2 separate regions of the Homo sapiens genome follow, and region 2 is linked to region 1. Evidence: read pairs that join two places in POLR2A ChIA-PET (ENCODE). Cell type or tissue: Panc1. All regions are shown on one strand. Links, peaks and the distances in the headings refer to the core of each region. The heading gives the core; the rest is flanking DNA.

Region 1 (7,382 bases), core at 1,088-6,087:
AGGCTGCAGTAAACTGAGATCACACCACTGCATTCCAGCCTGGGTGACCAAGACCTTGTGTCAAAGAAAAAAAAGCCTAACGGGAACATATACAGGTCTCATTTCTAAGGAACCTGGGCCAGGCTGCTGATCAGTACTTCAGTTTTGGGGTGTTTCTCAAATGTTTCTTTATCAATACTGATTGCTAACTTATCTCCCCTCATTCTCTGGTTACTCCTGTTGTTCTTGAGCAAGGACCGTGTCATTCTGAATAAAACCTGTTATTTTTAGTAAATAGCACTACATCCATTCTTCCTGAAGAAGCTTGAATAGTGACATGGTTTGGCTCTTTGTCCTCACCCAAATCTCATCTCAAATTGCCATCCCCCACATGTCGAGGGAGGGACCTAGTGGGAGGTGATTGAATCTGGGGCGGTTTCCCCCATGCTGTTCTCTTGATAGTGGTTCTCATGAGATCTGATGGTTTAAAAGGTGTGGCCCTTCCTTGCTCTGGCTCTCCCCTGCTGCCGTATAAGAAGTGCCTTGCTTCCCTTTCCCCTTCCACCATGATTAAGTTTCCTGAGGCTTCCCCAGCCATCCGGAACTGAGTCAATTAAACCTTTCCTTTCTAAATTACCCAGTCTCAGGCAGGCTTTTGTTTTCTTTTGTTTTGTTTTGTTTTTTTGTTTTTGAGACGGAGTTTTGCTCTTGTTGCCCAGGCTGGAGTGCAATGGTGCGATCTCAGCTCACTGCAACCTCCGCCTCCTGGGTTCAAGCGATTCTCCTGCCTCAGTCTCCTGAGTAGTAGTATTTTTAGTAGAGACGGGGTTTCACCATATTGGTCATGCTGGTCTCGAACTCCTGACCTCAGGTGATCCACCCGCCTCAGCCTCCCAAAGTGCTGGGATTACAGCCATGAGCCACTGCACCCAGCTTCAGGGAGTTCTTTATAGCAGCATGAGAATGGACTAATACAAAAAAAACCACTAGAAGTCAGTAAGACATGTAAGGAGCCACCGTAGTGCTGATTCTGGATCTGCAAAAGCCAACTAGAAAATAGGGAGTCGCCATTTTTCATCATTTCAGGCATTTGTAATCTGTAGAGACTAGGCACGATGCCAGGAGCCGACATTAAAAACACCAGGATTGGTGCCTTACAAGGACTAGCAACATAACACAGGCAGCTGCGACTGTTCCAGGTGATACATTTTGTGTGGACTTCAGAACCCTGATGGATGCCGTAGAAGCAGAAAATCCTCACCTTTTCTACTGAAGTGCAATTCTGAGAACTGTTATGAGCATGTAGGTGTCTAAAGAAGTGACTGGGCCAGGCGCAGTGGCTCACGCCTGTAATCCCAGCACTTTAGGAGGTCGAGGTGGGCGGATCACCTAAGGTCAGGAGTTCAACACCAGCCTGACCAACATGGAGAAACCATCTCTACCAAAAATACAAAATTAGCCAGATGTGCTGGCACATGCCTGTAATCCCAGCTACTTGGGAGGCTGAGAGGAGAATCGCTTGAACCCGGGAGGCAGAGGTTGTGGTGAGTCAAGATCGCGCTCACCGCACTCCAGCCTGGGCAACAAGAGTAAAACTCCGTTTCAAAAAAAAAAAAAAAAAGAAGAAGTGACTGGCCTGAGCAAACTGCCCTACCTCAGGGCACAAGGAGCTGGGCCTGAAGCTGGAGGTGGCTCTCCAGGCTGAGGGCTGGGGAAAGACAAGAAGGCCACCACTTCAGCGAATCCCAACACTCCTTAAACCTCCCTGGGCCTTAAACTTCCCTGCTCTGGGGAAGAGCTGGTCCCAGCCCTGAAACCTCTCTATCCACTGTAGTCCTGAGGGACAGGGGACACGCCCCACTCAAAGCACAAATTCTGTGTGTCAGTAATTCCTGTGGCTCCTTTGGACAAATTTTGTGCCACCTTAGGAGCTTAGTGGACTTCTCCAAAGCAAGGCAGCCCGCGAAGCACCCATTTTTCAGAGCCTTTTTGAAGAGCTCCACCCTGGTGGCCCCCCAACCCCTACCCCAAGAAAACCCTGGCAGTTTAGCCTTCTGGATGCATCTGGCATGTCCCCTCCAAGAGGAAGGTCAACCGCAGGGACTGAAAGGAAGCTGTCCCTTTGCAACCCACCTCAGGCCAAAAGCTGAAAAGCAAAATACTGGTTACCCCAAAACTGCCTTACTTTTAGATGTAGGCCGGACCCAGGGACTAAGGGCTCTGCATTTTTTGACCATTTGGCAGCTCGGCTGCCCATGGAAGCTTATAATTACGAGCACAGGATCTGTCTTTTTAGAAGCCATGGCTCATTAGGGATATTAAAAGTAGACTGGTTCTCATTTTCTTTTTGTTTTTTTTGAGACAGAGTCTGGCTCTGTCGCCCAGGCTGGAGTGCAGTGGTGCAATCTCGGCTCACTGCAAGCTCCACCTCCCGGGTTTGCGCCATTCTCCTGCCTCAGGCTCCCGACTAGCTGGGACTACAGGCGCCCGCCACCACGCCCGGATAATTTTTGTATTTTTAGTAGAGATGGGGTTTCACCGTGTTAGCCAGGATGGTCTCGATCTCCTGACCTTGTGATCCACTCGCCTCATCCTCCCAAAGTGCTGGGATTACAGGCATGAGCCACCGCGCCCGGCCTCATTTTCTTCTCTCTACACATACACAGCTTGGAGGTTGTCTTAATGACAAGGCATCCACACAGCATGGTAGTCGAACATTTCTCAGTCCCCACAGCTATTCAAAGGAAAACATTAACAAAGATGTTATCAACTCCGGCGAGCCACCAACTAAATTTTCCTTAGTTTCCTTGCCTGTAAAATGGGGACTTTAAGTAGGCTGGTCACAGTGGCTCATGCATGTAATCCCAGCACTTTGGTAGTCCAAGGCAGGAGGACTGCTTGAGTCTAGGAGTTCGAGACCAGCCTGGGCAACATGGCGAGACTCCATCTCTTTAAAAAAAATAATAATAATAAAATAAAGTATATATATATATATATATATATATATATATATATATATATATATAGCTGGGCATGGTGACAGGCGTGCACTTGTAGTTCCAGTTATTTGGGAGACTGAGGTGGGAGGATCACCTGAGCCCAGGAGCTACAGGCTACAGTGAGGCATGATCACACCACTGGGTGACAGGGAGATTGTCTAAAATATATATATATATATCTCAAATATTACATCATCTCCAGTCTCAGGGTAATTCCACCTTTTCATGGAAATGGTAGAGACGTGTTTGTTGTCACAAGGCCTTTTTTTTTTTTTTTTCCAAGACGGAGTCTTGCTCTGTTGCCCAAGTTGGAGTGCAGTAGCACCATCTCGGCTCACTGCAAGCTCCGCCTCCCAGGTTCAAGCAATTCTCCTGCCTCAGCCCGCCGAGTAACTGGGATTACAGTTGTGCGCCACCACGCCTGGCTAATTTTTGTATTTTTAGTAGAAAGGGGGTTTCAACATGTTGGCCAGGCTGATCTCGAACTCCTGACCTCGTGATCCGCCTGCTTCAGCCTCCTAAAGTGCTGGGATTGCAGGCGTGAGCCACCGTGCCCAGCCTCTGAAGACCTTATTCTTCACTGATGCATGATTTCTATCTTACTGACAATTATTGTGTTTTAAGGGTCACAGTTACCTAGATTTTACAGTTCATATAGAAGGATGAAAGGAATTACAGATATTCCAGAACAGGTAGAAACAAGAGGAAGCCATTGTGCACACACATGGCCTGCACTGCCATTTGGCTTTGGGGAGAGCAGGATTCTGACAGCAGAGGAAGAGCAGATCAGGATTTCTGCCTGAGTTCATTTCCATTTTAATGTCCCTGCTTATGATTAATATCATACAACAATGATAATTCAGCAGAAGCCCAGAAAGGGCTGGCATTGAAACTCGATTCTCTGCGCCTTAGGAATCCTCAAATATAAGAGAAACATTTGCTGTGTAAATTCCGGCAGGAATCCTGTAAGGCAAGGGTTGAATACCTTACGGTGTCAGTCAAGTGGCAGCAACCAGGCAGGGGTGGAAATGTGCCTTTAAAATGATGCAAGACCGGGTATGGTGGCTCATGCCTGTAATCCCAGCACTTTGGGAGGCCAAGGCAGTCAGATCGCCTGAGGTCAGGAGTTCAAGACCAGCCTGGCCAACATGGTGAAACCCCGTCTCTACTAAAAATACAAAAATTAACCAGGCATGGTGGTGCATGCCTATAATCCCAGCTACTCGGGAGGCTGAGGCATGAGAATCGCCTGGACCTGGGAGACAGAGGTTGCAGTGAGCCGAGGTTGTACCACTGCACTCCAGCCTGGGTGACAGTGTGAGACTGTGTCTCATAAATAAACAAATAAAATGATGCAGAGTCCAACTCAGGAGACTAAAGCTGGGGCTCCTGGACAAAGGAGTTCTTAGGAAGCCCTCCCACCTACCCTGTTACTCAGGAGGGGACTTATATACAAGTTACATACCATAAAATCCACTTGCTTTAAATGTACAATTCAATGATATGCATGACATATACCGAGTTATATGAGTAGCTGGGACTACAGGCGCCCGCCACCATGCCTGGCTAGTTTTTGTATTTTTCCTAGAGACAGGGTTTTGCCATGTTGGCCAGGCTGGTCTCGAACTCCAGGCCTCAAGTGATCACCCACCTTGGCCCCCCAGATTGCTGGGATTACAGGTGTAAGCTACTGCGCCCAGCCACCTTTAAAGATCTGTTTGTTTGTTCGTTTGTTTGTTTGTTTGTTTGTGAGACAGTCTCGCTCTGTCGCCCAGGCTGAAGTGCAGTGGCATGATCTTGGCTCACTGCAATCTCCGCCTCCCGGGTTCATGCCATTCTGCTGCCTCAGCCTCCCAAGTGGCTGGGACTACAGGCGCATGCCGCCACGCCCGGCTAATTTTTTGTATTTTTAGTAGAGACAGGATTTCACCGTGTTAGCCAGGATGGTCTCCATCTCTTGACCTTGTGATCTGCCCACCTCAGCCTTCCAAAGTGCTGGGATTACAGGCGTGATCCACCGCGCCCGGCCTAAAGATCTTGAAAGTTTCCTCCACGCACTCATGGCCACACTCAAGACTGCCCTTATGATAAGGCAAAGACACAAAAGACTGTGTAACCAGAAGCCCATATGTTCATGATGGATGGCTTCTTGCTCTCTGCATGGGAAGTCTCCCTGGCGGCTGAGTTCGAGTGAGCTCTGGGAAGCGCAGGGACAGCCGGCCAGGGCGTCCTCATGATCCGCCTCCGCTCGCCTGCTCGCAGCGGCTACCACTGCTGAAGCAGAAGGGGTGTCCCCAGCCAGGACATCCTCAGGCAGCAGGTGGGCGCGCTCGCAGACTCCGCTGTTCCTGCTTGGTGCAGCATCTGCTCTCCAGGCTCTGGGCCTGCATCAGGCTTTCTTGAGCCAGGGTATAAAGTCTCCAGTTTCGGGCTGGGCGCGGTGGCTCACGCCTGTAATCCCAGCACTTTGGGAGGCCGAGGCGGGCAGATCACGAGGTCAGGAGATCGAGACCATCCTGGCTAACACGGTGAAAGCTCGTCTCAACTGAAAATAGCAAAAATGAGCAGGGCGTGGTGGCGGCGCCTGTAGTCCCAGCTACTCAGAAGGCTGAGGCAGGAGAATGGCATGAACCTGGGAGGCGGAGCTTGCAGTGAGCTGGGATCGCGCCACTGCACTCCAGCCTGGGCGACAGAGCGAGACTCCGTCTCAAAAAAATAAAATAAAATAAAATAAAATAAAGAAAAAATAAATAAATAAATAAAGTCTCCAGTTTCTAGTTACATTGCCACACAGTTCAGCCTCCAAGAGGCCACATCGACAGGAAAACTTTCTCGTCTTTTCTTGCCCAGCCAGTACCTGAGCCCCCGTTTTGTATTTGGGGAACCCTCCCCACAACTGCTACCTTATGAGGCAGCGTCCATTTTTCTCTGTGGAAACAAAATGCAACACACACTTGCCAGCCTTGCATGTGCAGTAGGACTCAGACACGACCCGAGCTCCACCAACCAGACACACCACAATCACAACCACAAGCACACTCACAACCACCCACACACCCACAATCACAACCACACTCACACCCACAACCACACACCCACAACCACTTATGCTCACAACCACCCACACACCCACAATCACAACCACACACCCACAATCACAACCACACACCCACAACCACACCTATGCTCACAACCACCCCACACACCCACAATCACAAGCACACAACTACCCCCACACACCCACACTCACAACCACCCCACACCCACAATCACAACCACACACCCACAATCACAACCAACCACACCTACACTCACAACCACCCACACCCATAATCACAACCACACACCCACAACCACCCACACACAATCACAACCACACTCACACCCACACTCACCCACACCAATCACAACCACACACCCACAATCACAACCACACCCACACCGACACCCACACAATCACAACCACACCCACACTCACACACAATCACCACACCCACACCCACCCATACCACAATCACAACCACACTCACACCCATACTCACACAATCACCACACCCACACCCAGACACCCACACCACAATCACAACCACATTCACACCCACACCCACATACAATCACAACCACACCCACACCGACACCCACACCACAATCACCACACCCACACCCACCCATACCACAATCACAACCACACACCCACACCCACACAATCACAACCACTCACACCCACACCCACACAATCACAACCACACTCACACCCAATCACAACCACACTCACACCCATACCCACACACAATCACAACCACACTCACACCCACACCCACACACAATCACAACCACACACACCCACACCCACACAATCACAACCACTCACACCCACACCCACACACAATCACAACCACACACCCACGCACAATCACACACCCACACACAATCACAACCACACACCCGCACCCACACAATCACAACCACACTCACACCCACACCCACACAATCACAACCACTCACACCCACACACAATCACAACCACACACACCCACACCCACACACAATCACAACCACACTCACACCCACACCCACACAATCACAACCACACTCACACCCACACACAATCACAACCACACACACCCACACCCACACACAATCACAGCCACTCACACCCATACCCACACAATCACAACCACACTCACACCCACACCCACACACAATCACAACCACACACACCCACACCCACACACAATCACAACCACTCACACCCACACACAATCACAACCACTCACACCCATACCCACACAATCACAACCACACACACCCACACCCACACACAATCACAACCACTCACACCCACACCCACACACAATCACAACCACACTCACACCCACACCCACACACAATCACAACCACACA
Region 2 (7,382 bases), core at 921-5,920, 63 kb after region 1:
AGGATCATGATGTGATTTTGGCCTGAGAAAATGCAAGGACGTATTTGCCAATAACTTAGTTGGGGAAGACTATAGAAGCAGGTTTCAGGTTAGGAGACTATCAGTTCAGTTTATGTTTGATATGTTCGTTATATAGTCAAGTAAAGATGATAAGCAGGCAGCAGGATAGGAGTCTCAAGTTCAGGGAAGATAATTTGTGAGTTTGCAGTATGTAAAGGTGAAGTTATGATGAAATCAGATGAGCTTACCAAGGAAGTGAGTGCAGCTAGAAAGGAGCAGAAATCCAAGACTTATCCCTGAGGCATTCTAATACACAAAGATGCAAGGAACTGGTTAAGGAATCTGGGAGTGAGCATAGGAAAGGGAGAATAGAAAATCTAATGTCCTAGAAGCCAAGTGAAAACAGTACAATGTCTCTAATACTGCAAATATGTATTCATATCACTGAATCTTAGAGCTTTTAGAGGCCTTGGCGATAACCTAATGGATTAAAAACACTGACACTTAAGAAGTTCAATAAATTGGTAAAAGTCACAAATCAAAAGAGTAACAGAGAAGATAAAAAGTAAGTCTATTCCACACTGCTTTATGTTAGAAAGTCTTGATCTATATGGAATATAGAATATATTGAAATACAGATCAAGAAACCAGATCCCAAGAGATGATCTACTGAGGGACAGGATTTACTCAGATATACTACTGGAATAGAAAAAAAAAACAAAACAAAACCTGTAACTCTAGTCTGTTCATCCAGTTACTAAGTAAACCACTGGCCATACACTAAATACTGTCATTCCTATTTGATTTTCTTTCAGGTACCTTTTTTTCTCCCCTTTCTTAACAAATCAATCACATAGCTTAGGCCGGGTGTGGTGGCTCATGCCTGTAATCCCAACACTTTGGGAGGCTGAGGCAGGTGGATCACCTGAGCTCAGGAGTTTGAGACCAGCCTGGCCAACATGGTGAAACCTCATCTCTACTAAAAATACAAAAATTAGCTGGGCATGATGGCGCACGCCTGTAGTCCCAGCTACTCGGGAGGCTAAGGCAGGAGAATCGCTTGAACCCGGTAGGCAGAGGTTGCAGTGAGCCAAGATCGTGCCACTGCACTCCAGCCTGGGTGACAAGAGTGAAACTCTGTCTCAAAAAAAAAACAAAAAACAAAAAACAAAAAACAAAAAAAAAACACCCAAAAAAACATAGCTTAAAAATTCTAGTACCAAAAATAATATATAATCTTTAGAAGATTAGGCAGCCAGGCTGGGCCCATTAAACACAGTTTTGGCTCCAAGTCTTCTTACCAACTGCTGTTCTATTTTGTTCTGTTATACCTTCTCTTGTAAAAGAGTAAAATCAGAAGGAAAGGTCATAATAGACACTCACTTAATTGATTTTTTCTAGTTTTATGGTTTTCTCCCACTCCAATTACTTTTCATACCTTTGGTCTTAGTTTTTCCATCTATAAAATCATGTGCTAAATAATTAACTATCATCTTTATCATTGTCAGACTACACAAAGCTTCCAGCCTGGGCAACAGGAACCCTGTCTCTAAAAAAAATACAAACATTAGCCAGGTGTGGTGGTATGCGCCTGTATTCCCAGCTACTTGGGAGGCTGAGGTGGTAGGACTACTTGGGCTTTAGAGGTCAAGGCTGCAGTGAGCTGTGATTGCGCCACTGCACTCCAGCCTGGGCAACAGGGCAAGACCCTGTCTCAAAACAAACAAACAAAAACAAAAGCAAAGCTCTATTCTAAGGGAATTACATAAAGTAACTTATTTAATCCTCTGAGCTCTATGAAGTGGGTATCAACCCATTTTGCAGATGAGGACACTAAGGCACACAGACTTTAGGTAATTTGCTCATAACCATGCAGCTTGGTAAACTGGAGAGCCAAGATGTGAACCTGGTGGCTCCAGAGTAGGAACTCTTAAAACATTTAATGCTGTGCAGAGCAAATCAGACAAAAAAAGTGAAAGCACAATACCGCTATCCAAATGAAGACATCACCTACAAAGGTGCTCCTTGTTAGAATTCATAAACCAAAATCTTAACTGTGCTCAATTAACACAACCTGCAACAATTTTGTAACTTACATTCCATCTAAGGGGGATATGACTACTTCAATACTTACTTTCTACTTTTTTAGTCTTTCACAAATATCTTCTTAAGATAGCAAAGAATCAAATTTACCAAAATAACAAATGAAATCCAAGGCTTTTCAAAGTGTAAAGCTAGCATCTAACATTATCTAACAAGTTTCTATTTAAATATGGATTGTGATCTCAATTATAATGCATTTTCAGTTATGCACTTAAGAGACTTTTAAAGTTACTGCCCAAACAAGATAAAGTATAATATATGTTTTGAGGCAATTACACATTTAACACTCTTACAGTCTTGGTATTCATATGAGAAGGAGAGAAGGTGAATTCAAAATCTCTTACCATTGATCTTTCAGGATATCCAAACAAATAGCCCCTGTGACGGAACTAATATTAGGATGCCATATTTTAGTGATAAACCGGACCTAGAATATAAAGCACACTTGAGTTTTTCAGTAACAGAAATAAAACAGTTTAAGTAGAACTACAAGAAAATGAAATCTTCAAACTAAAAAAAGAAAGGTCCCTATATCTATTACATCATTTTGCCTAGGTGAAAGAAGGGGTGTAGAAGACAAAGGATCCAGTAAGCTGAATGTTGTCACTAACATATGTTGTTTTCAAACTCTTTAATAAATGTTCCGCCTTTAAACAAACCCAACAATTACTAGGAGCTTACAATTTACCTAGAATAATGGTAGATGCTATGAGAATACAACAGAGAATAAAATCCATTTTGGTAAATAAAATAGTACATAAAATAAAAACATAAATAGTAAATGGCACTTTTCTTCATGTGAGGCAGGGTGCAGAATAGGTTTGAGGAAAAAAGTAAGTAAAACCAGTGAATGGAAGCACAAATAGTAAGTGGCTGTGCTTCTCTTAATTTTTCTGTAGAATTTTTTCTCAAATTCTTATTATTGAAATGCCTATTATGATGTAGCAAACACTGAGGAGATACTAAGGCTTAGAGTTTAAGAAATCTAATTAAATAGCTAAACAGAGCACAATGTAAACTCCCACAATCTGATTCCAGATTCTGAGTCCAATCATCTCATTATTTGTCTCATTATGGAAGAATAACAAACCAACAAGTGAAAATGCTAAAACTCTAGGGGAACACCATGAAATTAAAGAGTTCATCAGCTCTTACTCATGAACTTTTGGAGGATCTTGTATTCCTATCTCTGACACATATGACAATGACCAGCTGAGCCCATATTCTTTGACACTTAGTAGATTAATTACTATGTGCCAATTAATGTTCTAAGAACTTCACAAAAATTAGCACTCACACACTGTAATCTCAACATTTTGGGAGGCTGAGGCGGGAGGATCACTTTAGCCCAAGAGTTTGAGACCAGCCTGGGCAACATAGTGAGACCATGTCTCTACAAATAAAAAAATTAGCTGGGCATGGTGGCACACACCTGTACTCCCAGCTACTAGGGAGCTGAGGCATGAGGATTACTTGAATCTGAAAGGTTGAGCTGCAGCAAGCCGTGATCGTGCCACTGTACTACAGCCTGGGCAACAGAACACGACCAACTGGAAAAAAACGGACTCTTTAATATATGCTCCTAAGCTATTTATGGAAAGAAGCTAAGAGTTTCCACTTCTCTCTTCTCTTTGTGACTTCTTGATTTGTTTACACTACCTATTTCTACTTCCTTACCTCCTGCTAACTCATATTCAATCTAAAAAGGCACTTTAATTCGCCAATGACTTTAAAATACCGAAAATAAGATACTTTCCATTCCTTCATTCTTGCTATGCTTGATTCTTTTCAGTCTTAATAATCTTACTACTTTCAAAGATACCTACTTCTCTCCATCCACCTTCTCATTAAAGGAGACAATCATTCATCATCTAGGTTACTACACAGTCTCCTGACTTTACTGCCTTCCCTTCTGTTCCCTCCAATTTATTTTCCGCACCAAAACTAAAGAGAGCCCTTTAAAACAAATCTGATTTGCATCACTATGCTGCTTTAAGGACCATTAATGACCTCTCATTCCCTTCATGTGGGCCCACTCTCTCTCTCTTTTTTTTTGAGAAGGAGTCTCGCGCTGTCGCTCAGGCTGGAGTCTGGAGTGCAGTGGCGCGATCTTGGAGCGCCAACATGGCAAGATGGGGTTTCGCCATGTTGGCCAGGCTGGTCTCAAACTCCTGACCTCAGGTGATCCACCCGCCTCGGCCTCCCTAAGTGCTGGGATTAGAGGCATGGAGCCATCATGCCCGGCCAAGCCCACACTCTTAACCTGGCCTTAGACTACTCCTGAAATCTCAATTTTTACCTCTATCCCACACTCCACTCTCCTGCTCAAAAAGTCATATTAAACTTTTCCCCTGTTCTGGGCCTTCATACATATTTGTTTTCTCAATAACATACCTCTGTGCCCTCTTCTCCCAACTAATTCCTACTCTTCAAGTTTCACTTTCCATATCACTTCTTCCTGATCTATTCCACACACCTGCAGTTTCCTTTGTCATAGTATATTAATTACACTTCTGTGATTTCTGCCTTGTTTGTCCGGTCTTCCCTAAAAGACACTGTATCCATCCTACTTAATAAAGCATCTCCAGATGTAAGCGACTCACATGGAATGAATGTGCACTTAATATTACGGCAAAAATGTTATTATAAGGCTAAATATCAAATACAATGCAAGCTAAGTAAGACAGTAATATAGGGCTTATGTACAACAAACATTTCTCCCTTTTTTCCCCCCCAGAGAAGGTCTCACTGCTGTGGCTCACTGCAACCTCAACTTCCCAGACTCAGGTGATCCATCTTAAAAGTAGCTGTGACTATAGGCACACACCACCACACCCAGCCAATTCTTTTATTTCTAATAGTGTTGGGGGTTTCACCATATTACCCAGGCTGGTCTTGAACTCCTGGGCTTAAGAGATCCACCCGACATAGGCTCCCAAAGTACTAGGATTATAGGCGTGAGCCACTGAGCCCACATCAAACATTGCTTTGTAAGAGATATAACCACACATTTCACATCTTAATACAGGTTGAGTATTTCTTTTTCTTTCTTTCTGTTTTTTGGAGACAGGGTCTCACTCCCGTTGCCCAGGCTGGAGTGGAGTGGTGCGATCATGGCTCACTGCAGTCCTAACCTTCTGGGCTCAGGCAATCCTCCCCTCTCGGCCTCCCAAACTGCTGGGATTACAGGCATGAGTGGGCCACAGTGCTTGGCCCATGCTGAGTATTTCTTATCTGAAAATCTGAAATCCAAAATGCTCCAACGAGCATTTTCTTTGAGTGACATGTAAACACTCAAAAAGTTTCAGATTTTGGAGCATTTCAAATCTCGGATTTTTGAATTTTGAATAATCAACCTCTATTTACTATTGAGTTCAATTCATAAACAAGCATATGCCATAATGTCAGAACTCAAGGAATTCACAGCATTTTATAACTTTAAAATGGTGGCTGGGCGCAGTGGCTCATGCCTGTAATCCCAGCACTTTGGGAGGGCGAGGCAGGTGGATCACAAGGTCAGGAGATTGAGACCATCCTGGCTAACACGGTGAAACCCCGTCTCTACTAAAAATACAAAAAATTAGCCGGGCGCGGTGGCGGGCGCCTGTAGTCCCAGCTACTCGGGAGGCTGAGGCAGGAGAATGGCGTGAACCTGGGAAGCGGAGCTTGCAGTGAGCCGAGATTGTGCCACTGCACTCCAGCCTGGGCGACAGAGCCAGACGCCGTCTCAAAAAAAAAAAAAAAAAAAGAAAAAAAAAGAAAAAAAAAAAAATTAGCCAGGCGTGATGGCGGGCGCCTGTAGTCCCAGCTACTGCAGTCCCAACTACTCGGATGGCTGAGGCAGGAGAATGGCGTAAAGGGAGATGGAGCTTGCAGTGAGCTGAGATCGTGCCACTGCACTCCAGCCTGGGGGACAGAGCGAGACTCCGTCTCAAAAACAAAACAAAACAAACACATACAAAAAACCCCATGTGGTTTAGTATTTTCAACAAGATTAGAAAATATAATTTTAAAACACTATTGAAGATGTCAGAAGGATTACGGTTCAGTCAAGTGAGCTGAAGATATGTGAAGTGTATTTTGCCTTTTGTTTTAATCTTATTTTTTTACTTTTATTGAGACAGAGTCTCACTTGGTTGCCTGGGCTGGAGTGCGGTGGTGCGATCTCGGTTCACTGCAACCTCTGTCTCCCGGGCCGAAGTGACTCTCCCGCCTCAGTCTCCCCAGTAGCTGGGACTACGTGTGTGCGCCACCACACCCGACTAATTTTTCTATTTTTTAGTAGTGACAGGGTTTCACCATGTTGGCCAGGCTGGTCTGGAATTCCCAGTGATCCGCCCGCCTCAGCCTCCCAAAATGCTAGGATTACAGGCATGAGCCACTGCGCGTGGCCTTTTTTATTTATTTTTGAGACAGGGTCTTACTCTGTCACCTTGGCTGAAGTGCAGTGGCGCAATCTCGGCTCACTGCATCCTCGAGCTCCTGAGCTCAATTCTTCTGCCTCAGCCTCCTGAGTAGTTGGGACTACAGGCGTGCGCCATCACTCCTGGCTAATTTTCATATTTTTTGTGGACACAAGAACAGGGTTTCACCATGTTGCTTAGGCTTTTCTCGAACTCTTGGGCTCAAGTGATCCACCCACCTCAGCCTCCCACAGTGCTAGGATTACAGGTGTGAGCAAAAAGCAGGATATGGCGTTCAGCACTGCTTTTTAAAGAAGGGTCTTCTATACAGAATTCTCTGTAGATACATAGGAAAAAAGCCAAGACCCAATTAAATTACTGAACTAATTCTTACTTTGTACTATAATCTATAGTTAGAAATAAATAATTTTGAATTTGGGCTGGGAATGGTGGCTCATGTCTATAATCCTAGCAGTTTGGGAAGCCAAGGCAGGTGGGCTGCTTAAGCTCAGGAGTTCGAGACCAGCCTGGGCAACATGGTGAGACCCCGTCCCTATTTGAAAAAAAAAAACAAGAAGAAAAGAAAAAAGAATTTTGAATTTGCAGATGATCCAATAAAGAATTTAATCTTCAGGGGCCAGGCGTGGTGGCTCATACCTGTAATCCCAATACTTCAGGAGGCTGAGGTGGGTGAAATCACTTGGACCCAGGAGTTCGAGAGCAGCCTGGGCAACAAGGTGAAACCCCATCTCTACAAAATACAAAAAAATTAGTCAGGCATGGTGGGGTATGCCTGTAGTCCAAGCTACTCGAAGGCTGAGGTGAGAGGATCGCTTGAGCCCAGGAGGCAGAGGTTGCAGTGAGCCATGATCATGC

What was found. ChIA-PET counts read pairs that join two places held together with the same protein. Peaks named below come from ENCODE experiments on the same cell type or tissue, not always from the same donor. Only the 100,000 strongest peaks of a DNase experiment are listed, where the experiment ranks them.
Region 2: POLR2A ChIA-PET joins it to region 1 with 5 read pairs; 7 of 35 experiments call an interaction of 5 or more read pairs at or near these places.

The regions. Positions count from the first base shown.
Region 1 is chr4:39,813,504-39,820,885 of GRCh38, reverse strand. No RefSeq gene overlaps it. Among named protein-coding and RNA genes, the nearest start is that of UBE2K, 120 kb to the right of the region's middle. RefSeq lists an enhancer at 150-687. In Panc1, for the core only: no CTCF peak of the experiment used is centred there; no DNase peak of the experiment used is centred there; H3K4me3 peaks cover 281 bases; H3K27ac peaks cover 3,187 bases.
Region 2 is chr4:39,750,805-39,758,186 of GRCh38, reverse strand. It overlaps UBE2K (ubiquitin conjugating enzyme E2 K), which reads right to left. Exons shown (of 7, transcript NM_005339.5): 4 at 2,448-2,530. Among named protein-coding and RNA genes, the nearest start is that of UBE2K, 56 kb to the right of the region's middle. In Panc1, for the core only: no CTCF peak of the experiment used is centred there; no DNase peak of the experiment used is centred there.